Linked DNA regions of Homo sapiens: region 1 is linked to region 2. Evidence: chromatin loops called from intact Hi-C (ENCODE). Cell type or tissue: Calu3. All regions are shown on one strand. Each heading gives the region's core, and the rest is flanking DNA. Links, peaks and the distances in the headings are about the cores only.

The links. Hi-C counts contacts between places; a loop is a spot of excess contacts. Peaks named below come from ENCODE experiments on the same cell type or tissue, not always from the same donor. Only the 100,000 strongest peaks of a DNase experiment are listed, where the experiment ranks them.
Region 1: it touches region 2 in a loop (18-fold over the local background); 4 of 110 quality-filtered maps call a loop at or near these places.

Annotation. Positions count from the first base shown.
Region 1 is chr15:97,238,864-97,254,833 of GRCh38, forward strand. The region is part of intron 2 of LINC02253 (long intergenic non-protein coding RNA 2253); the gene reads left to right. Among named protein-coding and RNA genes, the nearest start is that of LINC02253, 13 kb to the left of the region's middle. In Calu3, for the core only: a CTCF peak has its summit at 7,115; DNase peaks (open chromatin) are centred at 7,108 and 8,228.
Region 2 is chr15:98,171,965-98,187,934 of GRCh38, forward strand. No RefSeq gene overlaps it. Among named protein-coding and RNA genes, the nearest start is that of LINC01582, 91 kb to the left of the region's middle. RefSeq lists an enhancer at 6,256-7,455. In Calu3, for the core only: a CTCF peak has its summit at 6,175; a DNase peak (open chromatin) is centred at 6,207.

The DNA of each region.
Region 1 (15,970 bases), core at 3,077-11,076, 930 kb before region 2:
AGTTCGAATTAACTGAAATCAGGCCAGTTTCTTTAATGCAGGACTTCTCAGAGCCTTTATTATGTTAAGTACAGTATGAATACTTAGAGAAGCTTAGAATATGTTTCTCGATCTAATTGGACCTCAATTTTAATTTTGTTATAGAACTCTGTGAGAAAAAGCTTATAGACACGTTGTAACAAACACTGTGGCCAAGAGGATAGGTGATTAGAGCTAATGGACGGGAGCCCTTAAAGGCTAGGTAAGATAGACTTGATCCTGTAGGCAAGGAAAAGCCACCGAAGCTCTTTGCAAGGGGAGATGATTTTTTACTATTATTTTAATGATAGTTCCAATTTCCAAGGTTGAGACAGCAAGAGTAGCATATTCTCAAACCCTGTGGGGCCAAACTTGTCAAAACAAACACTATACACTCCCTTCTTGGTTTACATAGTCAGCAAGCATGCGCTTTGCAATGATGTTATACTGGAATTAGTCCAAACACTGTGGTTGGAAGTAACCTGCACTCTACAGGTTCTATGGAGTACTGGGCTGATATTTTAATCTTGCTGAGTATTAAAGAGAACAAAGAAAAGAAGCTGGTGTAGATCACTAAGCAAAATCTCTCAAAGGTTTTTGAGCACATATGGCACCTCACGAGAGGAAAACAGGAGTTGTGAGCCCAAGTAAAAACTAAGGCTGCCTTGGGGAGCTCAGACATGTGTTGCTCTTAATTAATATTTGCAGCTGTGGATTCTGAAGGTTCCAGACTTTTCCCCAGAAAATAATTTTTCTAAATATTGCACTTGTCCATGTAGATTTTTAAGAGCTTCCAAGAGTATAGAAGTGCAGCAATGGTTGTTATTCTAATGATGTTATCAGATACTGAGCTGTAGTGAAACCTGTAGATGCTCAAGGAATGATAAAAGGTGGATGTGTATAGAGTAGTCACATGTGTCAGGGACTGTTCCAAGCACCTTCAACCTATCTGCACATGTCATTCTCATAACAATCTCAGAACAAGTGCTATCAATTATGCTTGTTTTCCTAATAAGAAAACTGAGTCATAGGTTAAATACTAATAGTATGCCAAGATCTTACAACTAGGTAAGTTAGAGTAAGATGGAGTTAATTAGAGTTAGGCTTAGTTGGGGCTGGATAGGGTTAGTAAGTGTCAAACTCAAGCAGTCTGACCCAGATCCGTTGCCCTTAACTACTCTCAGCCACATGCTGGTTAAGGATGTGGTTTACGAAGACTTCCCTGTCCCTTCTGTTTTGATAATATAACATTAATAATAGCTAACAGATTTAATCATGCACCAGGAACTGTATTAAACATTTAACTGTTTATCTTATGTAATTCTTATAACTGTTGTATAAAACATGCCAACTTATTAACCCCGTGATATATATGAGAAAACTGAGATACAGAAGATTGAAGTCCGTACTGAAACTCACACAGCTAGTAAGAGTTAATTCTGGAATATGAATCTAGATCTGACTCCAAAAACAGTTGTCACAACTACTTATTCTGTGTAATCATAGCCTTTGGAAATTTGTTAAATAAATTACAGATGAAAATCCCAGATCAGATCTTGTATTTCATGCTTTTCATTTTCTTCCTTTGCCAAGGAAGACTGTGGAAAAATATTGTTCCTGAATCCCTGTGCTTTTGAGAGCTAAATAGGTGTACCTATGATTCATCTACAACATTCATTATGACCTTTAAAAATAGCTCCTTTCATTCACTTCTTTTAAAAAAATGTTCTAAATAAACAAAAATTATACATGGATGAATTTTTTTTCCTCAAACACTAATAAAGCTCAATTGCCCTATTTATATAGCATTTTTCCCTGTATTGATCAAGACAATTGAAAGAAAATACATATGCAAGAATGGCAGGTTATATATAATAATATACCAGTTGAATACTCCAAAAACTGAGAGTTAGAAATACCACAATCAAAATGGAAGATTTGTACACTCAAATGATTTCTTACATTGTCATTTTTCTTTGAAGAAATAAGTTAAATATTTCTTTATGAACTATTTGCCACAAAAGGAATTGCTAATAAGTAAATGCTATACGTAATCTATCTCTTGAATTAAAATTTTAAACCATTTACAGTGAGTTTTCTCATTTTCTTTATGTTCTTGACAACCTTTTCTCCAAATCATTGAAAATGTTGGTATGGGGCTTTCAGATTCTGATTTTCCTGTCTGTAATAAGTGTATTACCATATGTCAATATTTCCCTATAATGCACTATCATTAAGCAAAATATTAATATTTTTATCATCAACCAACTTTTCATTTTCAAGTATGTTTGGAAAGCTTTGAATACCAGTTGATTTTTCTTTTTATTTTTAAATTTCTTTTAAATTTATCTTCTAAAGGTTTATAAATATTTTAATTTAAAAAATTGACAGATAACATTGTATTTTTTGTTGTGAGCCACATGATGTTTTGAAGTATTTATACATTATGGAATGGTTAAATCTATCCAAGTAACAAATACATACATCTTCCCATCCTCCCGTGTGCTCTAAATCCCCAGTCTCTGATAACTATAATTACACTCTGTTTCTATGAGATCAACTATTTTCGAGTCCACATATGAGAAAGATCATGCAGTATTTGTTTTTCTGTGCCTGGCATATTATACTTAGCATAATGTCCTTCAAGTTCATCCATGTTGTTGCCAATGGCAGAATTTCATTATTTTTTGTTGTTGTTGAATTGTATTCCTTTGTGTGTATGTACCACATTTTCTTTATCCATTTATTCATCAATGGGCACTTGTGTTGTCTCTATATCTTGGCTATTGTGAATAGTACTGCAATAAACACGGGAAGGTGGATATCTCTTTAATGTACAGATTTCATTTCCTTTGGATATATACTCAATAATGGGGTAGTTGGATCATATGGTAGTTCTATTTTGAATTTTTTGAGGAACCTCCATACTGTATTTCATAGCAACCGTATCATTTTACATTACAATCAACAGTGCATTTTACATTACAATAAACAATTCTAAGTTCTCCACATCCTCAGCAATACTTGTGTTGTTTTCCATTTTGTTTTGTTTTCATAATGGTCATGCTAACAGGTATAAGGTAAAATTTTCTTGTGGTTTTGATTTTTATTTCCCTAAGGACTAGTGATATTGAACATCTTTTTATATTCTCATTGGCCATTTGTGTATCTACTTTGGAAACTGTCTATTAAGTCTAGTGCTAATTTTTAAATTTGACTAATTGGTGTTTTTTGATGTTGAGTTATAGGAGTTTTTGCGTACTTGTGAGATTTATCCGTTATCAGATATGTGGTTTGCAAATTTTCTCTCATTCTGTCGGTTGCCTTTTAACTCTGTTGATTGTTTTGCTTGCTGCACAGAAGTTTTCAAGTTTGGTGCTATCATTTATCTATTTGTGCCTTCTTGCTAGTGCTTTTGATGTGGTAACCAAGAAATCATTGCAAAATCCAATGTTACAAAACTTTTTTTTCAACTTTGTTTTTCCCTAGGAGTTTTATGGTTTCAGGTTTTGAGGCCTTTAATCCATTTTGAGATAAATGTTGAATATGGTGTAAGGTAGGGTTCAAATTCATTCTTCTGCAAGTGAGTTCTACTGCTTGAGAAGTATCACTTTAGTTCACACTAAATATTCCCCGAGTAAATATCTACTTTAATAGTACTATAGTTGTATTTAAAATAACATTAATTAATAAACACATTAAGAAACTAGACATGAACAAAAATATCTAGAGTTGACTTATCCTTTATAAACTCCATTTTCTTCTTGAAAACAGGCACAATACAATAAGCAATTGCATTTTCAATAACAAACTCAAGCATTACGAATATACGTTAACTTTCCTACAGCTATTTGTTGAAGAGACTATTCTTCTCCATTACAAAGCCTTAGCAGTTTGTCAAAGATCATTTCATTATAAATGTTAACAGTTTTTGTAAAGCATTTTTTTCTGTTTTGTTTCATAGACCTATTGGTCTATCTTTATGCCATTACCATACTATATTGATTATAGTAGCTACGTAATATGTTTTGAAATTAGGAAATACGAGGGCTCCAGGTTTTTAAAATTTTTCTCAAGATTGTTTTGGCTATTTGGAGTCATTTTTTTTATTTCTGCAAAAATGTCATTGGGATTTTCACAGAGATTGCATTGAATCTGTAGATGACTTTGGGTACTATGTGCATTTTAAGAATATGAAGTCTTCCAATCCGTGAAAACAGGATGTCTTTCTATTTACTTATATTGTCTTTACTTTCTTTAGGCAATATTTTGTAGTTTTAGTGTACAGGTGCTTCACCTTCTAGGTTATAGTTTTTCCTAAGTATTTTTTCTTTTTGATACTATTATAAATGAATATTATTTTCTTTTCAGATTATTCATTGTTAATGTATGGAAATGTAATTGATTTTTGAATGGTGACTTGTATCCTCAACTTTGCTTAATACAGTGATGCCATTTGGTCCTGTGCTTTTCTTTGCGGGGGAATTTTTATTATTATTACTGATAAATTACTCGTTCGATCTCATTAGTTATAGATTTTTTATTTTTATCTCTTCATGATTCAGTCTTGGTTGGTTGTATGTTTCTATAAATGTATCCATTTATTCTATGTTATTTAATTTGTTGGCCTACTATTGTTCATATAGTTGTCTCTTATGATCCCTTTTCTTTCTTTTGCATTGGTTGTAATGTTTCCTCTTTTATTTCTAACTTTTGCTAACTGGGTCTCTACTTGTAGTCCAGCTAAAAATCTGCCAGTTTTGTTAAACTTTTCAAAGAACACACTTCATTTTATGGATTTTTAAATTGTTTTTCTATTCTTTGTTGAGTTTATTTCTGCTCTATTCTTCATTATTTCCTTCCTCTGCAAACTTCGGGTTTAGTGTTCTATATATGTCTGTTGGTCTAATTTGTTCATAGTGTTGTTCAAGTCGTCTATTTTCTTGTTGATCTCTCTGGTTGGCCTATCTCTTATTGAAAACAGGGTATTAAAATTTCCTACAATTATTATGTTGCTGTCTATATATCTCTCTATTTCTGTCAATGTTTGCTTCATATATATAAGTGCTCTGCTATTAGGTGCATATATAGTTACAATTGTTATATCTTCCTGGTGAATTAAACCTTTATAACAATATATTGTACTTCTTTGTCTCTTGTGATAGTTTTTGACTTAAGGCCTATTCTGTCTGATATAAGTATTGCCAACCCTCCTCTCTTTTGATTAAAATTTGCATGGAAAAATCTTCCATCTTCTTGTTTTCAACCTATGCATGTCTTTTTTATTTAAAGTCAGTCTTTTATAAACAACATATAGTTGGATCTTGATTTTTTAAAAATTTATTTAGCTACACTGTGTCTTTTGATTGATGAGTTTAACCCATTTATACTTAATTACTGAATTATTATTTCCATTTTGTTAATTGTCTTCTGTATGTATGGTATTAGTTTGGTCCCTCTTGTTCTCTCTTGCTGTCTTCCCTTGGGTTCATTGATCCTTTGTAGTGTCATGCTTTTATTTCTTTCTTAATTGATTTTGTTCATCTTCTATAAGTATCTTCTTTGTAGTTATCATGGGGATCCCATACAACATCGAGAATTGTAGCAATCTATTTTAAAATGAGAACCGCTTAGCTACAATTATATACAAAACTACTCTTTCAGATCTCCTTACCACATACTTGTTACTGATGTTACAAATTACATTTTAAAAAATATTTTGTATTCATTAACATTGTTTTACAGTTGTAGTTATGCTTATATTGCTTACATTTTTTACTTGAATTAAAAGTGCTGTATGCAACACCATTACAATATTATAGAATTCTGTATTTATCTCTATATTTGGCTTTACCAGAGAGCTTTATGTTTTTCTGTGCTTTTATGTTGCTACATAGTGTCCTTTTTGTTCAACGCCAAGGACTGTCTTTGGTAGTTTTTATGTAGGTCTGGTAGTGATGAACTCCCTCCACTTTTGTTCATCTGGGAAGTTATTTCTTTTTGGTTTATGAAAGATAGTTTTGACAGATACAGTTTTTATGTTTGGCTGCAATTTTTATTTATTTTTGCCTTTTGAATGTATCGTCCCACTCACTTCGGCCTCTAAAGTCTCTGCTAAAAAACCCACTGATAATCTTATGGCAGCTCCTTTCATGTGATGAGTTGCTTTTCTCTTACTAGTTTCAAGTCTCTCCTTTCACTTTTGTCAGTCTGAATATAATGTGTCTTGATTTGTACCTATTTGGGTTTTTCTTAGTTAAAGTTATTTGAGCTTCTTGAATTTAATGTGGTCTGTTTTCTTCCTCACATTTCAGATAATTTTGGCCATTATTTCTTCAAATAAACTCTCTGCTCTAATCTTTCTCTCTTCTCTTTCAGACTCTCACATAATGTGTATATTGGTCTGCTCGTGGGTGCTGGTACATCAATTAGACTTTCTTTACTTTTCTTCATTCTTTTTTCTTTTTATTATTATGACTTGATAATTTCAAATGACCTGTGTTAGAGTTTACTGACTTTTTTTTTTTTTTGCTTTGTGAGATCTGCTGTTGATCTGCTGTAGTGAATTTTTCAATTCACCTATTTTATTTTCCAGCTCTAAAATTACTTCGCTTTTTCTCATGTAGTTTCTATCTCTGTACATATTCTCATTTTGCTCATTTGTGGTTTTTCTGATTTCATTTAGTTGTCTATCTGGCATTCTCTTGCAGCACACTGAGCTTCTGTAAAGCAATGATTTTGAATTCTTTTTTAGATAGTTTGTAAATATCAATTTCTTTAGAGTCAGTTTCTAGAGATTTAGTTTGTTCCGTTAATTGGGTCATGTTCTCCTGTTTCTTCATGTGTCTTCTTATTTTTTGTTGTAATTTTTTTATTTGAAAAAACAACTAACACTTCGAGTTTTTACAGACTGATTTCATACAGGGGAATACCTTCATCAGTCAGCATGACTAGAGATTCAGAGGGCCTCTCAAACATGTTATGGAAATGCATTTTCTCTGAGCTTGTGCATGTAATTTCCAGATTAGAGAGATTTGCTGGTTTCTTTTTTAGGAGTTTGTGGGCTCTTGCTCTCTCTTGTGTCTGTCTGTGGTACTGCAGGTTCTCCAGAACTATATGCCAAGCTCTCTTTTGTTCTTTGCAGTCCCCAGGCATTCAAACTATGACAGCTCCTCATCAGTGCCCTAAGTCACATGAGACAAAAATCAGTCCCTTAGGTAGCCTCTTAAAAAGCTAAAAAATTGGACATATATTCGATTCTTCTCTTTCCATCTCATTGTAAAAGTCATTAGCAGGATACTTTTTCCCAATTGTGGTGAGCTGTTTTGGCCTTTGTCTACAGTGTGACAAGTACTGGCACTTCTGGCACTGCAAGAAGCCACTGAACTCTCTTTTGTACTAAGTGGCTACCAGTTATCCAAAGTATTTTGGTTCTATATCAGTACTCTGAGTCAGGTGAAAAAAATACCAGTCTCTTGGACAACCTTCCAAAAATCACACACACACACACACACACACACACACACACACACACACACGTTTTCTATTCCTGTATTTTTTTCTTTAAGCTAAATTAGAAGATGATTAGTTGCTTCAGGTTACAATTTATATAGGAATATTTTAAATATTTTTAGAGAAATATATTCACTTCATTAATGGATTTGGAAATAGATTCCTGAAATAGAAACTTGAAAAAATACTACACATTTACTTATTTAAAAAATCCATTTTATATTCTGCTTTGTTTTGAGAATGTAGTTTGAGTACAAACCAGATTATTTCTGTAAATATGGAGAAAATGTTCATCTTAGTGTATCAAATATAGTGAAAGAAACCAGAATTCCACTGCTTCAGAAGTATCACTTAAGTTCACATTAAATATTTTTCTGAGGAAATATCCAGTTTAATAATGCTATAGTTATATTTAAAATAACATCTTAATAAACATGATAAGGAACTAGAAGTGAACAAAAATATCCAGAGGTCACTTATTCTTTGCAACCTCGATTTTCTTTTTTTCTTTGTGTGTGTGTGAGAGACCAGAATTGTTTAAATACTCAAATCAATCTCCCCAAGCATTAGGGGAGCAGAGTTTTTAAGGATTACGTGGTGGATTGGGGGAAGCCGGTGAGCCGGGAGTGCTGATTGTTCAGGGATGAAATCTTAGGGAGTCAAAGCTGTCTTCTTGCGCTGAGTCAGTTCCTGGGTGGGAGCCACAAGATCAGATGAGCCAGTTTATTGATCTGGGAGGTGCCAGCTGATCCATCAAGTGCAGGCTCTGCCAAATATCTCAAGCACTGATCTTAGAAGCAGTTTAGGGAGGGTCAGAATCTTGTAGCCTCCAGCTGCATGACTCCTGAACTATAATTTCTAATCTTGTGGCTAATGTTAGTCCTACAAAGGCAATCTAGTCCCCAGGCAAGAAGGAAGTCTGCTTTGAGAAAGGACTCTAACCGTCTTTGTTTAAACTATAAACTATGTTTCTCCCGAAGTTAGTGCAGCCTATGCCCAGGAATGAACAAGGACAGTTTGGAGGTTAGAAGCGAGATGGAGTCAATTAAGTTAGATCTCTCACTGTCTCAGTCATCATTTTGCTATTGCGCTTTCGGTCCCTCCCTTTGGGTTTTATAACACCTTAATCTTTAGGTGTAGGCTATGAAGATGGGAAGAGGCTGTTGATCACTCTAGATTTTTCCTGCTTACAGGGGACATAGCGGGAATGGGAGTGAACCCCAAGGAGAGAAGAGTAGACCTGCTTCACAACTGTCTGAGTGTATTTATGCAGGCTTGGCTGGGCTTGCAAGGCTTGTGTGGTAAAAATATACTTTTATTTATGTTTCAGGATGATATTTAAGTAAACAGCATGTTTATAAGATAAATAACGAGTCCTAGGATGAGGACTACAATTCCCAATTTTAAAAGCAAAGATTTGAAAACATTAGTTTGGAGACTTCTAACCCACAATGAATTTAGAATTTAGTCTAAACTGCAGAAAAAACCTTAAGAACGGTTAACAACAGTGTACTTCAGTTTTTCTTTTGAAGCATACTTTTGTCTCCCTCCAGTCCCCATTTTTATTAAAAACAAATCACAATAGAACTGATTTGTTTACAAAAGAAACTTTAGTCTTACTGTATTTGGCCTGATTATTTGCATAAAGTGCAGCAAGAATAATTATTTTTTACTTAGGTTTTTTAAATTGGCTTTGTTAGAACTCTGTTCCATGAAGAATCTCAGATAACACTTATTAAAAGCCGAGCCCAGCCATGGGTCTGTACCCTCAAGTACCTATGAGTTGGGCAAATTCCTCTCCTCTTGAGGTCCCAAGGTAACTTGGGGTTCCTGGGCCTGTTAGAAAGTGACATTCTTTACTTACCACAGGTCAGGAACCTTGTACAGGTTCCTGTACAGGTATCTTGTACAGGTACTCTATGCGGACAAAGTATGAGGCCAGATGCCCCAATGGGCTTTAATTGGCTCTATAAGTCAACTTTGATTCTTTAAAGGAGGCATGCCATTCCAGTCAAAGCCTTGGTAAAATAACCAATTTCTCCAATTATATCCTGTTACAAAAGAAAACAGATTCTTATTGCACTTATGCAATTAACTGTACTGCCATAAATTGAGAATACTCACAAATAGTTTCCAAATTCTGGAGAAATCAGGTAGAGGGGAACAAATATGCTCCAAATTTTGTTCACAGGAGTATATTTTACTCACTTGTTAAAGTTGCAAATAGCTTTAAAGAAATAAGTTATCTTGACTCTGAAAACAAAAGGATCAGCAACGTTTAACACATCAGATCTCCATGAGACTCCTAGAAGTTTCATTTTTTCCTCTATTCAAATAGCACAATTTTTAAAGTTGTCTGAGACCTGCACTCACAGTCCTATATCTGATTATAAACTGCCTTTTGAAAAGGATCAAAACAAGACAAAATGTCTGTGGATGACAAGTAAATAGCCCCTATTAAAGCTACAGGTGACTAGGAATTTTGGTTACTTCTGTGGCATACAACAATTTTATATAACAATTATTATTAATAATGTACATTAAATCATATCAGAATTATAGAAGTTTCCCATAAATTTTGGAACACATACTAATAATATAATATTTATACAAATACAGTCCAAAGAAAACCAAACACCATTCACTCTTCTATTTGAAAGTTTTCCCTCTCTTCTAATGTCACAATCTCCAGAGTTATTAGTCAGAATCCTGCATTTAAGAGCACCTGTTAAATTTTATAGCTGATTATAAAACCATCTTTTAAAGAGGATGAAAATGAGACAACAATTGTCTGTGAATGACAAAAACACTTTTAGGCCAGCTGCAGTTAAAGACATGGTTGACAAGTAAATTTTTTACCTCTGTGGCACACAGTCATTTAACATAATAATTATAATTATTACAGATAGATAACATATACTAAGTCATATTAGAATTATAGGAGTTTTACTTAATTTCAGAACATACGCCTATAACACATTTACACAAATATAACCCAAAGAAAGCCAAACACCATTTCATATTTGGCAGTGCTTCCTGTATGATTTCTATACAAAATGAGCCAAATGTCATTTTTGGACTTTAGAGAACCTAATATCTAAAAGATTAGTCCAGAAAGAGACATACTTTATAATTTGATTTTGGAAAGTTTGTCAAATATCAAAGGTTTAAAACACTTGATATCACAAAATAGAATCCCAGGTTACCTTAAGTCATTCATTTTGGCCAAAATGATAACTCTAAATAAGCTTTAAAAAAGAAAACCTTTACTCTAGTAGAGGAGACTTAGCTTTCCAAGCAACATCCAATAAAGGTAGCATGAGGCTAAATTTGTCTTTTCTCTCTCCTCCTTTTTTTCCCTGCCATTTACCCATGGGAGAGAAAGCAAAAGTCTTTCATTATCTTTTAATGTTACACAAAAATCGTCTTCAAAAGAGAAAAACAAATTTCATGTTTGCATTAGTGCATCCTTAACGTAAAAGCTAGTTTTTTAAATAAAATTTTGTATCTCTGTCCAGTTTTAATTAGTTTGAACATAAGATTTCAATACACTTTTTAGATCCCTTTACAATTTTCCATCAAACAGCAGGTCAATTTTCTAAGAAAACCCTGTTTTTCGGACACATGGGCCCAGATTCTGGCCTTACAACATCATTATCTTAATGTTTTAATCTGCAGATAAAAGCTAAATAATTTCTTTTAAATTTTAGCCAATTTGTTTATACCCACAGAATTTTTTTATCAGATCAATCCTTTTTACAAATCCTTTTTACTTTGCTTAAACCTTCAGTTTTCTTCCGTTACTCTTTTAGGTTAAGACAATCTTTAAAACCCTCTGAACTAGACAAAATTACATTCCCTTTAACAAAAGCCATATTCCTATGCCTTCTTATAATCTTTTACCAAAAACACATTCCCTACACACCTTGTTTGTAAAATTGTCTCTCCAGTGGTCTCAATTGCATGTTACAATGTTAACTCTTAGCAACTTTTATTTTTAGTGAAAAACCTGATAAGTAAGTGATTTTAATTATGTACCAGGGATGGAGCCTAGGAAATCAGACAGAAATGAAGATAAAGTCTGACTCTTTTTAGCATATCTAGAGGGGATGGCTCTCCATATGTCCCCAGGCTTATCTATAATCTAATGCTCCAAAGTAGGTAAATCGAACAATTTTCAAAAGTCAAAGAAATAATTTGACCTTAAAGCATTTAGCAAATCTGATCTCTGACCTTAATTTAGACCAAATGTCTACATTTTCAAGGCTTTTTATTTACCAATAATCTTTAAAAGTGTCTTTATTTCCAAAAGATTACTAAAGTCACGAGAACAAAAGGCATTAAAGTTTCTATTTTTGTGACAAAATATTTAAGTGCTTATCTTTCTAAGCCAATTAATCAGAGCTCTTTTATATATAAATGCCACACACACACACAACACATACAGGTAGAAGATTTGGCATTTGCAAGATTTTTCATTTGCCAGTTTCTTAATTGGATCACTGGCTTCAGGGTGGAGCCCTTGGAGGAAGAGGGCCAGGAAAGCATTTCTGGGGCCAAATAAGCAGCAAATAAAGAGCTGAAGGCAAAGACAAACCCCCAGAGTTAAGTGCGCCATTTTATACTGGATCCTGGATCCCCAAAAGGAGGGAAATATTACGGGAGAAGACAGTGTGGTGCTTTTACCGACGGTGCATTTCATAGCAAGGCAACCCAAAGCTAATCAGCCCATTTTGTAATTAGACCATCACCCATGGGAGTCTCATCTCTCAGTGGGGGGTGGGGATGTTTCCATATCTTCCAGGTGGTCAAGAGCATGCTTCTCTGATCCAAGTGTGCAAAGAGTCAAGTGTCCCTTCATAACTACTATTAGGCATCCCCTATAGCATGTTTTCTACCTAGTTATTACACACCAAAGCTCTCATAATGAGAAGTAATTTTTGATACCCTAAAACCTCTTTCTCTTCTAGAAAATAAGCACAATACAATAAGTAATTGCATTTTCAGTAACGAATTCAAGCATTACATATTTTTGTTGATTTGAAAACACTTTGGACAAGGGTGATGGGAGGGCAGTGGCCTAAAAGAACTAATGAGGAAGCAGGAACCAGGGAGATGCCAAAAAAATTACTATCAGAAAGGATATTTGTTAAGTGACATCATAAACATGAAGTCAAACATATGCCATAGTGTGTAGATGACAATTCCAGGAAAATGTTAAGAATGTAAACAAACTTCATGGTAGAGTGGGAATTTCAGTACCACCATCATTAAACAATTTCAGGGGACACTAGTTCTGTGCAGTATAGTGTAAGTGTAGCCCTTTGTATCTGTACAACATGATGGCTCAAGCATAGTCCTATAAACAGATAGAATTTAGAGTAAGATTAGAAGCAGCAGGATCAACTAGGTGTCCTGGGGGTTGAGACAAATGCTAATGAGAACACCCGGGCGGAGGAGGTGATATGGTTTGGCTCTGTGTCCCAATCCAAATCTCATCTTGTAGCTCTCATAATTCCCATATGTTGTGGGAGGGACCCAGGGGGAGATGATTGAATCATGGGGGTGGGTCTTTCCTGTGCTGTTATCCTGATAGTGAACGGGTCTCATGAGATCTGATGGTTATAAAAATGGGAGTTTCCCTGCACAAGCTCTCTTTTTGCCTGTCACCATCCATGTAAGATGTGAATTGCTCCTCCTTGCCTTCTGCCATGATTGTGAGGCCTCCCCAGCCACGTGGAACTGTAAGTCCATTAAACCCTTTTTTTCTGTATAAATTACCCAGTCTTGGGTATGTCTTTATCAGCAGCATGAAAATGGACTAATAACGGGTGGTATGGCAGATTGGGTGGTAATACACAGGTAAAAAATGGTTTGGATAGGGAATATAGAGAGACAGATGACTCTAAACCATCATTGGCTCCTATGCAGTTTTGCTTTATTTGATTGTATCACAGTTCTGGATTTGGGTATAAGTCTTGAGAAGAGAATTGTAGAAATGCAAGTTGTTTCAAAATGTGTCTAAATCCTATAGAAAAATGGGGACTCATCAATGGTTTTTGCATATAGAATTACCATGACAATACCATTATAGTAGAAAAACTATTCTATAATGTAGGATAAATTTCAATGTAACACTGAGGTGGAAATTTAGGAGTTCTTCTGTATATACAAGTTTCTTTTCTCATTAAAGATTATCTTTATAAGGGTTAATGTGTATAATCCTTAAGATTTTTCTTCTTCTACCATTAAATAATGTGTTAGTAATATCTAATGTTTCAGTGATTACAATTTGGAGGTTATTTAGAGACCAGAAATGAGATGTTTAGGATCTGAAAGCAGTTAGTTTAAAGAAAAGGAACTGAACAACCAAGGATACTGAAATGAGAGTCAATAGGACTTGAGACTTTGAAGTTCTTAAGGACAGCTTAGAACAAATTAGAGGAATGACACTATTATCCCTAAAAATGGAAGTCATTGTTTGTGGGGTTGGGTATTGTAAATGAATCTGTTTAATGGTGAGATTATGTGTTGTAAACACCTCTTCACTGTAAACTGTCATTGTTCTAGAATCTTTAGAATTTACAAAATCATGTTTTAGATCATTGTGAACAAAATACTGCTTTTGGCATTTGTATTTCCTATCTATTGGCACAGTAATGCTGTAACAAACCACACAAAACCTTGTTGGCTTAAAACAACAACCATTTATTACTTCTCATGAGTCTGCAGGTAAGCTGGGTAGTTCTACTAATTGGAAGGTACTCGTTTGAGCTCAGTTTGTCCATGGTCAGCGACACATCAGAGACAGCTATCTTATGTTGGCCTCAACTGCAATGATTCAGAATTCTCCACTTGTCTAATACATCCTTTCATCAAAATAGACTAGATTTGGGCCAGGCGCGGTGGCTCATGCCTGTAATCCCAGCATTTTGGGAGGCCGAGGCGGGCAGATCACCTGAGGATAGGAGTTTGAGACCAGCCTGACCAACATGGAGAAACCCTGTCTCTACTAAAAAAAAATACAAGATTAGCTGTGTGTGGTGGTACATGCCTATGGTCCCAGCTGCTTGGGAGGCTGAGGCAGAGTCGCTTGAACCTGGGAGGCAGAGGTTGTGTTGAGCTGAGGTTGTGCCATTGCACTCCAGCCTGGGCAACAAGAGCGAAACTCTATCTCAAAAAAAAAAAAAAAAAAAAAAAATAGACGAGATTTGTCTGCGTGACAATTGCAGAAGACCAAGAGGAGTAGAGATGCAGAATTACTTTTGAAGACTCTGTTTATATGAAATTTGCTTCTGTTCTGTTGGCACAAGACACATAACCAAGGACAGAATTAGTGTGGGAGGGTATGACAAAAGAATGTGATACGGAAAGGCATTGTTGAGAAGACTGCATTTAATGTAAAGGCTTTCAGAGACTCCTCCTTTGTGTCAATAAAAAAGACACAGCATCAGATGGCTGTCATTATTTTGACATAGCAAAGGGCCCTGGAGTCTGTCAGTTGACTTCTCTAATCTATGGCCATAAACTCATTCTTGAATACTGGAAAATTTTTCTGCATTTCTCAAATTTCTTTCACTGGTATCTACAAGTCAATCCCATAGTCAAAATGAAGTTTGTAGAATGAATATATTGTGGGAATATTCTTCCACTCATTTTTACTGCCTCAAGTCATTTAGGTGGCCTTCTGTATATAGAAGAGTTTATTTTCCCATTGAAGATTATCTTTTCAAGGGCTTATATGTCCATTTTAGATCCTTTTATTTATTTCAAATGGTCAAGCTTAATTTTCCGTGGAGATTTTTCTTTTTCTAGCATTAAATAATGTATTAGTGATGTCTAGTGTTTAGGCAATGTATTATTTTTAAAAATGTTGGCATTATCTTCATTTTAATCTTGAATTTTTTCAGAGCTCAAAGTCATTTTTGATATTAACCATTGCTTTGAAAAAGGAATTCCATAACCACATTTACTTGTGGGATATCATGTGGACAGAATATAAAAAATTCCATCTGTACCTTTCCTTTTTTTTACCCCAGTATTAGTTTCAATGGGCAAGTATCTAACTTTCCAGAACTTCCTCCTCCACAATCTGTGGGTCCTTGAAGGTATAAGAGTAATGTTAGGCTGGGCGCAGTGGCTCATGCCTGTAATCCCTGCATTTTGGGAGGCCGAGGCTGGTGGATCACTTGAGGCCAGGAGTTCGAGACCGACCTGGCCAACATGGTAAAACCCCATCTCTACTAAAAATACAAAAATTAGCCAGGCGTGGTGGTGCACACCTCTGTAGTCCCAGCTACTTAGGAGGCTGAGGCAGGAGAATCTCTTGAAGCCAGGAGGTGGAGGTTGCAGATTGTACCACTGCACTCCAGCCAGGGTGACAGAGCAAGACTCCATCTCGATAAATAAATAAATAAATAAATAAATAAATAAATAAATA
Region 2 (15,970 bases), core at 3,002-11,001:
CTGCTTTTAGAATTTTTCTTTATCACTGGTTTTGAACAATTTGATTATGATGCACTTTGGTGTAATTTTCTGTATGTCTCTTTTGTTTATAGTTTGCCTAGATTCTTGACTTGTGGGTTTACAATTTTCATGAAATTTGGAAATTTTGGGGCCGTTGTTTATTCCAGTATCTTTGCTGTCATCTCTCCTTCCTCCTCTTCAATTACTTGATTATTATACCATGTGAAGTTGCCCCAAAGTTAACTGGGTTTTTTTCCAGGGTTTTTTTTTTCCATTTCATTTTAGACAGTTATTATTGCTAAGTCTTCAAGCTCACAAATCGTTTCTTCTAATGGTTATCCCAACCAGTGCATTTTTCACCTTGGACACTGTGGGCCTTTTTATGTATTCTATGTCTTTACTTAGTATGTTCAGTGTTTCTTGTAGCCTGTTGAATATACAGAATACATTAAAATAACTTTAAATATCCTGGTCTAGTAATTTTATTACCTATGCTATTTCTCTCTCCTCATCTCAGGGAGGTCTCTGGGCACTCCTTGGATTTCCTCTCCCCGCACTACAGCCCAGAAACTCTCTCCAGGCCACGAGCTAGGGACAATTCACCTAGATTCATCCTTTCTCTCAGAGACCACTGCCCTTCATTGCCTAATGCCCAATATCTTGAAAACCATTATTTCATATATTTTCTCTTTCTTTTTTGAGGTGAGAGAATCAATGAAGCCTGCGTTACTCCATCTCGTCCAGATGTTCTGGTCTTGTCTCATGGATGATGTCAGGCATCTGATTTCAGCTCCGCCAGGCAGCAAGAAGTGTCTCACCAAGTGCTCAGCTGCAGTGGTCTTCTTACAGGCTGTAGTTTTGTTTGTTTGTTTGTTTGTTTGTTTGTTTTAATTATCTTCCTCTCTTCTAACTTTCCTGGGTCTCACACTTTCCTAATTTTCTCCTTTTCCCTCTTTCTGTTGCTTCCACCCTCTCTGTTTTTACTCTTTCTCCTTCCTTCTCTCCTGCTTCCTCTCAAACTTTCAACAAACATTCCCAGCCACTAGGTGACAGGCGCCCAGCTAGGCTCTAGGGAGACAAAGATGAATAGGACAGGATTCTGGCCTCCAATGAGCATTTTGGGTTTCTCTTTCCAAAGCCCCATGCACTCTCCTCACACATATATTCTGACAAATCACAACTGAAGACTGGGGGGGTGGGGGGACTCTCTACAAGTGTCCAGAGTGCAGTGTGTGTGTGTGTGTGTGTGTGTGTGCGCGTGTGTGTGTATTTTATAAGATGTGTATCGTTTTCAAAATTGGTCTGGAACAAATTAGAAAAAGAAACCAAAAAGCACACCAGTGTCATTCAGCTTAGTGTGAGAGAACGAGTGCACACTTTGGAAACAGACTGTGTGTCTCTTCATCGTTTAAAGTTAAGCAAGTCCCTTACCTCTCAGTTTCCTAAGCCAGAAATGAGGGAAGATAACCCAATTCCTCACAAGACCGCAGTGACTATTAAATGAGATAATGTGTAGAAAGTGACCCTGCAGCACCTGGCACATAGTAGGTGTTCGGTAAATATTGGTTTCTCTTTCCCTATTGTCTTTTTCCAAAGAACCTAATGCTGTTTGTAATTCAATGCTTTTGCCATCATATTACCACACTCTATAAGCGATAAAAACTCAAACAAACCAAAAGTTGGTGCCACCACCGTGAGTATACTCTGAGTACTTAGGTAGAAGAATTAAATTAGCATAAAGTTCGAAGGTAAAAGCTGCCGCCTTTCTCACAGGGTTAACTCTTTAGTGACCCTCTCATGGTGTGACACTGTCACCATAACTGCTGGTGTCAAGAATTCAATTGAAAACCAACAGCCTGAGGGTTTTAAAATCCTGTACCTTTAGTAAGTTATTAACTTGAGGATCACAGTGGTATTTATTACTTTAATAATGCATTTAAGGCTACTGTTGCATGCTATTGCATGCTTTTTTTTTTTTTTTTTTGAGACAGAGTCTTGCGCTATCATCCAGGCTGGAGTACAGTGGCATGATCTCAGCTCACTGCAACCTCCTCCTCCTGGGTTCAAACAATTCTCCTGCCTCAGCCTCCTGAGTAGCTGGGATTACAGGTACTCTCCAACAAGCCCAGTTAATTTTTGTATTTTTAGTAGAGACAGGATTTCGCCATGTTGGCCAGGCTGGTCTCGAACTCCTGACATGAAGTGATCCGCACTCCTCGGTCTCCCAAAGTGCTGGAATTACAGACATGAGCCACCGTGCCCAGCCCAGATGCTTCTTTTTTAAGGAGGAATTGACTTTATGTTAACTTGCTATAAAGAGAGAAGCCAATCAGAAGATCCACAGGACAAAAAGCTATGAGAGCAAAAGGGCATATGAAGACAGGGACAGGGCTTAAGGCACTGCCATGGCTTCCCGAGGCAATGAGGATAAAAGCTTATGCTGAGGTCATGATATGCCTGCCCCATTTCTCCTACATTCCCCCGCCTCCCATCTGTCTGTTGTGCTGCTGCCTTCATGTCTCCCAGGTGCCACCTGCTGTCACATCTTTAAGCCTTTGACCTTGTTATCTTCTCTGCCTGCAGCACCTTTTCTCCTTCTTCCTAGACCAACCCCGGTTCCACCTCTAATACTCAGATAGAAGCTTGCATTTCCAAGAAGCCTCTCTGACTCCCCTCACCCTTGCCCTTCAGGCTTGGTTAGATCTTCCCAAAGCTGCAGCCATCGTAAAGTGGAAAAGGAAAGAATAAGCACAGATCAATAAGGCAAACTTATTCTTTAGTTTAGTTGAGTTTACATAGAAATCTGGAATGACATTTGTTGAGAGGCTAATCCCTAAATGGATTCTGGACCATAGAGAGATTTTTCCCATAAGATCAGAGTCTAGCCTATACTTAGCAGCCTCACAATGGGAGAGTGGCTGAAATGAAATCAATGCCTGAAATGCTGGATGTGGGAAACACACACAGGAAAAATATTACAGTTATACATAAGGAAGTGGCCCCTGCTGAGTGCAGCGCATACACCAGTTCACAGCAAAGGCTCCTGTGACATCCCCACTTTAATACACACTGCCTCATCTCTGTCCTCTGCTTTTATGACAGGTCAAATAAAACTACCAGAAAACTGCAAGGGAATGTTACAAAGACCATCATGATTAAGAAGCCATTTTTCTTTTTGTTCTGGGGTGCTGAGATCTCACTGCAGGAGAATAAAGCCTGTATGATTTGGTGTAAATTCATACACATGCACACACTCGCCGCATATAAATGCAGGCAAGAACAGCCATGGGCATGAGCTCATTGTGCAGACAGATCATTTGCACATCCAATTAGGTGAGAGGAGAAATCAGAAAATCCAATTACTTCATCTCAGGTACCCTAAGTTATTATTTCCTCCCAAACCTATTTTCAGGATGAAGACCACCCTGACAATATGCAATCTGATACTTCTGTGTGTGCACTTAGTTACTGCACAATCTGTATCTACAACTCAATGCTCATATTCCAAGTTGGAATCTCTTTCAGGATGCAACCCTGCTTCCTTCAAGTATGTAGTTCGTATTAAGTTTAGAGCTTTTCTCACAACAAAATCATAGGGGAATGAGTTATATTTTCCTTGTTTCAGTCATTGTCAGTTGGGATTTCAAAACACTTATTTTACCAAGTGCTTGTTTATCATTCTAATTGGTTTATGACTGTGTCAAGATGATGAAAGCAACACAGCAATAAACAAGTAAAGACTGTATTTTAAAAATCTTAATGAATCAAGCAAATCCACATACTATCAGTTGTGAAACTAGGTGGAAGCCCAAGTCAGATGCACAGGGGTTTATTCAGCTCCTAATACCTGTGTCCCACGCAGCCCCCAAATGACAGACAGAAGCGACAATAGGCCTTTCATGACAAAGACAAAAATCAACAGTGGCCTTGTTGCTTCTCCATGGTCTTGTTTAATGGCCATGGGAAACCACTGACTACTTTAAGGCCAAATTTTTCTCTGAATATTGGTGAAATGGAAAACGTATCCCCATATCTGGTCCAGGGTATAATACAGAGTACTTGAAAAACATTAATTGAATAAGTAAATATGTATAAGATATACGTGTATATAATTTGCAGAATACGCTGGCACAGTATGTCAGAGAAATTTAACCCTGAGGGCCTCTTCTAAGAGTCATTCAGCTTTGCTGTCATCAAAACAACATCCTTCCCAGGAATGTAAGAGCAGATCAACATCTGGGAAATCTATGCATGTAATGTACCACATTAATAGACTGAAGGAGAAGAGTCATGTGATCATCTCAATAGATACAGAACACGCATTTTAGTACACTATAAATAGAAAGGAAAGAAACTTCCTTGAATTGACAAAAAGTATGTACCAAAGCCTATAGCAAACATTATAATTAATGGAAAAACTGGACTTTTTAAAATTAAAAATAAGACAAGAATTATTATTACTACTATTGCTTATGGTACTAGAGGTCCTAGCATATGTTTTAAAAAATGATACATAAACGAGAAGGATGTTAGGACAAAAAGGCAAACTGTCATTATCTCCAGGCAACATATTCCTTATGAATAAAATACAACAGAATCAACAGATAGACTATTAGGATCACTAGTATTGTTCAGGAAGAAAGCGAAATACAAAATCACACAAAAAAATTAACAGCATTTTTCCACACAAGCAATACACAACTAGAAGATACAACTTTACGAAAGTCATGATAGCTACAAACATTATAAAATATCTGGGAATTGACTAAAGGAATACACAAAATTACTATTTTTAAATAGAAATAATATTTTTAAACTCTAACAAGAAATCTAAAAGAAGATCTGACAAATGGAGAGAATGTCCTTGTTCTTTAGACAACACCAAGTCTGGGACATGGAGAGAGGATCAGGCTCTGCCGGTGGGAATATAAAGTGGTGTGGTCATCATGGAGAGCCATCAGATTCGCCACACCTATGTCCTATGACACAGGAATCTGGTGGTCAGGTTCAGATCACCAAGAACCTCCCACAAATGCTCAAGGAGATATGGGTAAGAATCTTCCCACCGCACTGTTTGGGATCTGGAGAACCAGAGACAGTCTAGGTGGCTACTCTTGTGGGAGTCGGAAAGCATCATGTGTGGGATAAAATACTCTGCCACCACTGGAAGCAAGAGACAGGAGGCACATGCAGCAACATGAATAGATCTTTAAGGCACTCATACTGAGTGGGGAAGAAAAAGAAACAGAATGAGATCAACAGCCGAATACTGTTTATGCAAATTAGAAAGCATACCCACAAACAAACAATACATATACATTTTTCAGCAATACATGCTAATAAACAGATATATATAGGATATTGTATATTATATTTATTATATATATATAATATCTTAGCATGGTTGCTGTAAGGGAAGAGTGGGAGGAGGCAATGGAAGTGAGGAATGGGGATTTGGAAATAAATGATCAATCAATCAATCATTTAACTCTCGAATATTCACAAATATGCCAGCAGATGAGGCACATGATCAAGCTCAACATTTGACTTTATTGTAGATTTTGTTATTGCTTCTATTATGCAATATCCATGCTAGAATATATTTTATCTACCAAGCCAGTACTAGAATATATTTCAGCCTCCATGCCTATTCAATGTATCTAATTTCCTTCTAAAGGAAATAGACAAGTTGTACAAGAAAGCCTATGACTTCCTTTCCTTCCATACTTTAGAGAAAAGTTGTCATAACCCTACACTCTACAAGAACATTTACAGCTTTAAAAAATGTATTCAGTTATACTTCACCCCATTCAAAAAAGAGATGTGATGGCTACAGAAGGAATTGTAGACTATAGAAAAGAAGCAAAGAATAAGACAAGAGAAAGAATGGAAAAAGAAAGGGTTCATAATAGAATAGTGAGAAATAAAACTAAAAATAATAATTGTATCATTTCCTACCTAAATAAAGGCTTGCAAAATGAAATGTAGAGCTTGGCAGGAAATCGTTTTTTGAATTTGCCTGTGATCTCATGTACTCCAGTGTGACGCGGACTTGAAAGATTATGTTATCTGATCTCAACCTCTGTCTTTGCATTCTTCCCTGCTATAGTGCCCAATGAAGCTTGTGCACATACCTTCACGGACAAACTTTCAGGACTAGCTGCACACCAAGGCTCCATCTGTGTTGCTCTACCCCCATCTACTGATAAAAGCCTGCTACTTCTGCTACTTCTCCGGGAAAGCCTCCTCGTCAGTCCTCTTCCTGAGCGAGCTCTGTCTGAGGACCATTCGCAATAGAACGAGAGGATTCACTGCTGTTGTAAATCACTCCACCTTGGAAACTTTCAGGTCAATGTGGTGTATGTTCCAAGAATAATTAATAGTGTTCTAGTTTACTAACTGGTAAGTTACTTTTTTCCTTTTTTTATATCACTTTTGACAATCAAAGAAAAGACAATTATCACTTGAAGCTGTTTTCCCTTCTTTCTTTTGTTTTTTTTTCAAAGTGGGGTGTCAGTTTAATTAGAAAAAAAAATCACACATGTTGTGGTGGTTTTCAGAACATATTGTTATTCTAAATGTGTTGCTGTTGAATGGGTTTTTGTTTGTTTGTTTGTTTTTAAGCTTCACGGATCATCTTTCCACTGGCTTAGAGGGAGGTAAGCATGGCAGTAAATGAGATGCTTACGAAGTGGTTAGGATCCTTCTTGGATGGAGTTCCCCAGCTGGCAGCTGGGGTGAACGGACTTTGAGTGTTTCTGAGTGCTGGAAGAATATTACAGATTTGGTTGAAAAAAGTAGGAGACTTTGCATCTCCACAAATTCATGACGGGAGGCTTTGTTTAATTAAATAGCAATGATTTGAGAACAAAATTATAGCAAATTTTTGTCAAGTTTATCACTTCTGTGAGTCTATTCCTCACCCCACAAACCAAAAGAGAAGACAATTCACCTTTAATTTTGGTCTGCAAGATTAGTCGAGTCTGAGAGAAATTAAATGTCAATTTTTATCTTGGTTCATCATAGCTCTTTAATCAAAGTTGATGCGTCACTTCCCCTGGTTACCCCTGCATCAAAGGCTGACCTGAAAACCTGACACCAAGCTTCCCTGCGCGGGCTGGCTAATTAGGAACTTACTTGTTCCACCTACGGCCTTGGAGAAAAGGGGAGGGCGGAGCTGCCCCAAGGAGGTGGCCTCTTTATGGAGAAGGGTCCAGGAAAGAGGTCAGTGGTAATTACCAAGCCGCAAAAGAGCCCATGTACTCTTTGGACATTATTGGTTCATAAAATGTCTGGAGATTTATTCTAGAAAACAGAAGTCTCGTGTGTTGCATGTCAAGCTGAACTAAATCAGCCTGGCGTGATGAACTAGAGGACTGTGTCGGGACAGTAGGAAAGAATCCATGAAAAAGGATTGTCCTTGGCTTAGGGTGCAACCCAACTCTCCCCACATCAGCCATGTGGTTCTTTCTTTCTTTCTTTCTTTTTTTTTTTTTTTTTTTGAGATGGAGTCTCGCTCTGTCACCCAGGCTGGAGTACAGTGGTGCAATCTCGGCTCACTGCAACCTCCGCCTCCCAGGATCAAGTGATTCTCCTGCCTCAGCCTCCCCAGTAGCTGGGATTACAGGTGCATGCCACCACACCCAACTAATTTCTTGTATTTTAGTAGAGACAGGGTTTTATCATCTTGCCCAAGCTGGTCTCAAACTCCTGACCTCGAGCGATCCACCCTCCTCAGCCTCCCAAAGTGCTAGAATTACAGGCATGAGCCACCGCGCCCGGCCTGTGGTTCCTTCAAATAACGTCGTGGTTGCATCCTAGGCTAGTTGAACTTCACAAGTTCAACTCAAGGCCTCTGTGAAAGGAAAAGAAAGAATTTAAAAATGGAAGGAAATGCTGCCCATCAGTACACTTAGGAAGCGATCGTCCCAGAGGAAGAAGGAGATGGAAATGGGACTCTGTCGTCCTCTGCACAGATCTCAGGGTTTTTCGTAGGTCGTGCCCTTCTAATTGAAAGTAGTCAATTGCTTTATCTGGAGCTCAGTTGAAGAAATAATGGTTTATTCCAAGTTGAGAGAGCAAATATGTTGTGTTATGGGCAACCTATATGTTGGTCTCCAAAGCAGCAACTCCATGAAGGAATTTCGGCTGACTGGACTACATGGAGTTTTTGCTTTGTATGCTAACTTTGGAACCCAGCCCCACAGAGGGGGCTTCTCCACTCCACTCAACTCTGAGCCTAAGCTTTCTCTCCATAAAGCAGAGATAGTAGAAGTACCTTTCTGTTGAGAGGGCACCCAAAAAATGCCTGCCAAACAGGAGGTGCCCTGGAAGAGCCCATGAGCATCAGGTGACCTAGATATGGACTAGGGCTCCACTGCTCACCACCTACTAGCCCTTGCTCCAAGGGTGAAATGAGGTGTGTGCATATGATAGGCTCTAAGGTTCCTTCCAGCCTTGCTCTTGCTTCACTTCTATCTCAGTGACTTATTATACCTTTTCTTTAGAGACAGAGTCTCACTCTGTTGCCCAGGCTGGAGTGCAGTGGCACAATCATCACTCACTGCACCCTTTTATTCCTGGGCTCAAGGGATCCTTCCACCTCAGCCTCCTGACTAGCTGGGACTACAGGAGCATGTCACTGCACCTAGATAATTTTTTTTTAAATTTTTTGTAGAGACGAGGTTTCACTGTGTTGCTCAGGATGGTACCAAACTCCTGCTTCACACATTCCTTCCACCTCTGCCTCCCAAAGTGCTGGGATTACAGGTGTGAGCCACTGTGTCCAACCTATTATACCATTTTTCATATTAGCGCTGTATGATTATTTATTGGAAGAATATCAAAAGGGATATAAACAACCTTTCTATCAGAAAACGCTGCACATTTTCAACAAAACTACAGCAGAATCCCAGTGGAGAAGACACTTACAGAGTGAGCATCTGTTGAGAGTTTGCTTTGTGCCAGGCACTAGGCCTTCTTACAACCCTCACACCATCCCTTGAGGGAGGTACTGTTATTCATGATTGTGTGAATAAGGAAAGAGAGGCAGAAACTTTTAGGAAACACTTAGCTTAGGGAGTGGTGGACCTGGAATTAAACATACTCTTTTAACCACTGTACAGTAAGAATTTTCTCTTAACTAAAGTATCCAGTTCACCCATGTTTCATTTTCTCAGTCATAGGCCAAGGAGAGTCATATGCTTTAATGATAACTGTACTACTAAGAATGAATTAAAAGGGTTTCTGGTTCCAGATGGTGGATTGAACACACCCATTTACATTCTCTTCCTCGAAATCTTCCATTGAAAATACAGTATAGATGTAGGGAAGGAAATTTATCCAAGACTGTTAAGAGTGGGCCAGGTGTGGTGGCTCATGCCTATAATCCTAGCACTTTGGTAGGCTGAGGAGTTCGATATCAGCCTGGCCCACACGGTGAAACCCCATCTCTACTAAAAATATAAAAAATTAGCTAGGTGTGGTGGTGCATGCTTGTAATCCCAGCTACTTGGGAGGCTGAGGCAGGAGAATCTTTGAACCCAGGAGGCAGATGTTAAAGTGAGCCGAGATCGTGCCATTGCACCACTCCAGCCTGGGTGACAAGAGCAAAACTCAGTCTAAAAAAAAAAAAAGAAGAAGAAAAGAAAAAGAAAATAAGGGTGGAACAATAGGGAGGTCAGCATAACATAAATAAGTTAAGTTTTTTAAAAATCTGGAGAACAGAAATTAAATTAATTAAATTAGATATTGATAAAACAAAATTTACAGTGGAAAATGCTGTTGTCCTAATTGGCACATGGAAAGACTAGAGGAGAGGTTAAAGCCACTTTTCCTGGAATGGAAACTCAAGGAACAGGAGAGAAAAGGGGCACATGGGCAGGGGCTGGTGGTTCAGTGCCCCCCTCAAACACTGAGACTTTCCTGCTCAATTTCTGGGCCACTGGAATCAGGGTTCATGACTTCCAGACTAATACCAGGGGACTGTACCCTAATAGCAAGTGAGTGAGTGACCAGGAGAGAATGATTGTTCCTGGGATGGGCGATGCGTCTCTGCTGCAAAGCTCCCCATTTTGCAGCATGGAGGGTGTTTGGAAGAATGTGTCTCCTCCTTCAACCCCACATACCCCAAGAGAAGCTGTTCTTTTGTCATATTGACCTGTTGCTATGACCCGAATGTTTGTATCCTCCCAACATTCCTATAATGAAACCTAATCTTCAATGCAATAGTATTAAGAGGTAATGCCTTTGGGAGGTGATTAGGCCATGAGAGCCCTGTCCTATGAAAGAGGCTGAGGAAGCCTGTTCACTCCTTCCACTATCTGAAGACACAGCAAGAAGGTGCCATCTATGATGAACAAGCCTTCACCAGACACCAAATCAGCTGACTTTGATCTTAGACTTCCCAGCCTCTAGAACTGTGAGCAATATATCCTGTTGTTTATAAATTACCCAGTGTAGGGCATTTTTTAAAGGCAGCCTGAACAGAAAAAGACACCTGTGTACAGGAATAGAAATGTTCAGTATCACAGGAAAGCCAAGCCAGAGGACTGTGCTCACCAGCATGTTTTTTTATTTATAAATTTGAACGGATGGCCAAGAATCAGAGGGTCTATAAACAAAGCAATTAGCGTGAAAGAGAAGAGCTAAGATGAACAAATGTCCAGCATTTAACCCCAAGGGGAAGATTTCAGGAAACAGAAGAGAGCTGTTAGTATCCCCAGGGAAAAACAACCAAACTTCTTGAATCTATGAAACAAAAGCAGAAACATTCAGGGATTAAGTGAGTTCTTGAAAATTAAAAATATCATGACTGAATATAACAAAATAAATGTAGGATTAGAATATAAACTCTAAGAAATCTTCATAAAATGGGTCCAAAGATAAAGAAAAGGAAAAGAAACAAAATAGAAGATCCATCCATGAAGATTAATAGCCACCTCTTTTAAAGTTAGAGAGAAAAAATTCATCAAAACCTACAAAATTATCAAAGAAACTTGAACTTTCTAATTGGAAGAGTCCATCTAATGCTAAGCAGGATAAATGAAAAAGTGTAAAGAAATCTAGAATCCCAGAATAAAGAAACTGTCTTCAATATATAAGAGAGATGGAAACATATATTTATAAAGACACTAGAATCAGATTGGCATCAGATTTATCGGAAAATTAACTGCTATAAAATAATGAAGTCATGTCTTAACAGTTATGAAAGAACGTTAGTTTAAACCAGAATTCTATATCTATTCAAACTATCAGTCAGGAATGAGTGAAATAAAATTTTTAGGCATGCAGAAAACACAAAAGCTTTTAAAATTACTTGAAAATATAGTATACTCAAAGAAAATAAAACATTCCCAGAGAGAATGAAAGAAAACATAGAATCCAAAACATAGAGAAACTAACTTAGAATAAAATAAAATAAGTACTTGGCATCAATGCTATGTAACAAGCCAGGAATTGATCCAAAGAGAAGGGAAGTTAAAGCACGCTTAGAAAAATATTTAGAAAAAAGTTATTCCATTCAACAGTATGATTTAGCAGCTGAAAATTCATAGAAATGTCATAGGAAGGGCATATGTTTCTTTTCTCAGAAAAAAAGAAAAATACAAACTAAATAGCATCCATGAAAGTGTTCAAATACAAAATATTTTGAGAGCACATGTCATAGATAAGCAAGAGTCATTTTCAATGATTAATCTATAAAACCACTGCCTAAAAAGACAAATTCAAATGCAAGCCTGTTGACATTTTTGTCTGTTACTAGTTCTAGTCGTACTGAGGCCCCGGCAGATAATGAAAAGTGTGCTACCTTGTTCCTAATGAAAGGTGAAGGGAGCCCAGAGGCATTGAAACACTCAGGCACCCGGTATTCCAATTTAACATATGTTCCTGACACTACCAAGACTGCAAGCTAAATATTACAGCTAAGGTCCCTTCCAACTTTAAAATACTATGTGCATAAGCTGAGGTTTTCAGTAGTCTGTTCTTGTAGCATGAGAGTGCTCATTTCTTATTTCCCTTTAATTTTGTTAGACAACAGTTGAGATTCCAGTTTTATTATTGTTTTTGTTATAAAGTTGTTGTAAGTTGTGTTTATTCAAATGAATGTTTAAATTATTCTATAAAGCATTATTTGTAAAGGGCTTATGCAATGCAGAATTAGAAAACTTCTGGCCACTGGAACAACAACCCTCAGCTTCATGGCCAGTAAGGATTTTGACTACAGCTATGAAATGTCATGGAGCGGCTGGGTGTGGTGGCTCACGCCTATAATCCCAGTACTTTGTGAAGCCAAAGCAGGTGGACCACTTGAGGCCAGGAGTTTGAGACCAGCCTGGCCAACATGGTGAAACCCCATCTCTACTAAAAATACAAAAATTAGCCAGGTGTGGTGGCGCATGCCTGTAATCCCAGCTACTCAGGAGACTGAGGGAGGAAAATCGCTTGAGCCTGGGAGGTGGAGGTTGCAGTGAGCCGAGATCGCACCACTGCATTCCAGCCTGGGTGATAGAGGGAGACTCTGTCTAAAAAAAAAATTAAAAAAAAAATAACCTCAGTGGGAACCTGGGCTTGAGTAGCACGAACAGAGTAGACACAAAATGGAAATAATGCTGCCTCCACATTGCATTTTCTATAGCTTTTTATGTTACTCTTTTACATGTTGGAATCGGTGTCTGAGCCCGTGTCCAATGCCTGTTTAGATTTTGCATTTGTGATTGGCATATCTCTTTCCCTCTGTGCCCCTGAATTGGTCTCAGTCTCATACTCCTGTCTTCTCTATAAGACCTTTGACTTCCCTTTCATTTTACACATCCCCCTTGCTGCCATCTCTTCCCCTGGACTGTCAACAGAATATAATCAAGGGCTATATATTAAATTCTTTATTTCCCAATAGTTTTATATTCATAATTATAGCTTTTAATTTGAGTCTTGAAAATAAATTAATAAAGCAAGCCTCTAGGCTCAATTGCCTTTTTAAAAATATATTTTTAATTATAAAATAGCTTTAATTTAAAGAAAAACTTCAGATAGTACGAAGAGTTCCCATGCACCCTATCCACAGTTACCCCTATTGTTAATGTTTTCTGTTGGTAGGGCACAGTTGTCATCATTAATTAACCAATATGGATACATAATGATCAATTAAGGTCAATCCTTCATGCTAATTTCCTTCATTTTTACCTAGTGTCTATTTTCTGGTCTAGGATCCCATCCAGGACACCACATTTCATTTAGCTGTTATGTCTCCTTCAGGTCCTCTGGGCTATGACAGTGTCTCAAGACTTTCCTTATTTCTTATGACTTTGACAGTTTTGAAGAGTACTGGTCAGGGGTGTTGTAGAATGTCCCTCTGTTGGAATGCTTCTGCTATTTTCCTCACGATTAGATAGAGGTTATTTGTTTTGTGGAAGAAGAGCACAGAGGTAAAATCCCATTCTCATGACATCATATCAAGGGTACGCACTATCAGCATGGCTTATCACCATGGATGCTGGCCTTGAGGCAGAGTTTTCAGGTTTCCCCACTCTCATTTTTTCCCTCTTTTCATAACATATTCTTTGGAAGGGAGCCACTATGTGTAGCTTGAATTGCCTTTTTTCTTTTTTTTTTTTGAAACAGGGTCTTACTCTGTTGCCCAGGCTGGAGTTCAGTCGTACAATCGTAGCTCACTGTAGCCTCGACCTCCTGGGCTCAAGCAATGCTCCCACCTCTCAAGTAGCTGGGACCACAGGTACATGACACCATGCCTGGCTTTTTTTTTTTTTTTTTAATTTTTTGTAGAGACAGAATCTCCCTAGGTTGCCCAGGCTGGTCTCAAACTCCCGGACTCAAGCAATCCTCCCACCTTGGCCTCCCAAAGTGCTGGGATTATAGGGATGAGCCACTGTACCCAGCCAAGTTACCTTTTATTAGGCCTTCAGTTAATTTGCTTTTTCTGTGGATCAGCAGATAACAATACAAACTTCATCATGTATTGGAATTATAAATGAGATCACCCCACAACTGTAGATTGTGAACCATGCGGGACAGTTGGAAGAAAAGTACAATTCAAAGGAAAAGCAACATTATCTGATTCTCTGCCACCAGCTATAACTATCAATTGACCTTGTGAGGCAACTTGCACTTGTTTTACCTCCTAAACACTCTCAGACAACAATCCACGTCTGAAAAATGTGGTAACTCTCTTGATGAGCTTCTGCTTTGGTTCCTAGAAGAGTTTAGCTTATGCAATCTCTGTTCTGTGGCAATCCCAGCTTCTGGAGCAGCACAGGTAAGTCCTGGACATGAACAGAGGGTGGCAGAAAGAGGACTAAGTAAAGAATCCTAGCGTCATACTTCAATACCACGCAGGGAGCACCTTGATTTACTGGATGGAAATAAATCAGACCATTCTCTATGTCACAGGATTACTGTAAGCATCAATTCGGATGATATAATTTGTTTCACAAACATGAATATTTAGGTTAATGACAATGTACCTAAGCACAGCTAACCAGGAAAATATCATGAGGCACCTAGGGTTAGGAGGCATTGCCAATTCAGCAATTAGGACTTTCTGTGTACTGAGTGATTTGAACACATGCTGTCATTTAAGCTTCATAATTGCTCAGGGAGCTTATTATATTATTACTATGATTATACCCACATTATAGATAAGCACATTGAGGTTGGTCAGGCAAGTGGTCAGAGTACCAGGTATTGAATTCAAGAGTGTCTTACTCCAAATTGCATGCTCTGATAACCCCTAGTACATTGAACACTCCCAAGCATTTTTGCCCCTCCTGACAGTGTGCATGAAAGTGAATGAGGACAAGCAGCAATTCTACGTGGGGATTTCCACAGTTTTAATGATACCCATATAATTGCCAGCATGTATCCAAACTGATGGAATTTGGTTGATTTTTTTTTAACACACCTATTCAAATTCAGCAAAGCTACTGTTGGCTTCCTATGTGATATTCTTTAAAACTCTGATTTAACTTATTTTTTTCTTTGCATTTCAACCCCTGGTGCAGAGTTTAGGAAGCTTTCCTTACTAAATGTTTAGCTGTTAATTCTGAGGTCTGAGGCACCATATCTGCTGTGTCTGGGTAACAGAAGCAGAATTAAATATTACCAAAATAATGCTCCATGGCTGGGAGGATAAAGAACTTAGACACACTGATCCAACCTGCTGGAAGGATGGCTTGATGTAGCCACGGAATTTGGATGTAGATCATCTGAATTCCTAGAGTGCACCCAACTGTGGTCACCATCATTGCAGCAGCACCACCTTATGAGCCCTGAAAAGGCAAAGATTCGCCAGAGGTGTGCTGGAGGACAGCCCATATCACATGTATCCGCTCCGGACTCTAAGGCCAGTGACATCACATTGGTAGCATGAAATCAACCATGGAGGGTATATTTACACCACAGGAATCAGCAAATGCTACAAATCAGGCCCTTTTTTTCAGAAAGCTGATTATTAAACACTTACCAGCATACTACTGGTTTAAGTTCATAGACTTGGCAACTTTTAATGTGGCCTGATAAAACCTAAACCAGTCTGCTGTGCCTCATTCAGGCTCACTCTGAGATACTGGTTTCTTGTACATTTTATCCACCAAGTTGGTCACTCAGCCCAAGTTTGCTGAGCACTTAGTACGTGCCTTCTTGTGCACCAGATGTAGTTCCACTGAGCAGCAGCCAGATTGACCAGAATCATTACAGAAGGGCCGAATGTCCTAGGCAGGGATTCAAAGCTAAAGTCTACAGTGCATGCATCATCCTCGTCACCGTGAAGCAAAGACTGGGTACTGAGATTTGTGTGGTTTTCAGTACTGCTCATCAATTTATTTCAGGCAGCCCCACAATACTATATGATGAAATGCTTTCCAGTTATACTTTTTAAAGCCGCTACTGCATGGACATACTGTACCGTGGGAGATTCAAGGGTAAATCAATCAAAGACACATCCTCGAGGGGTTCA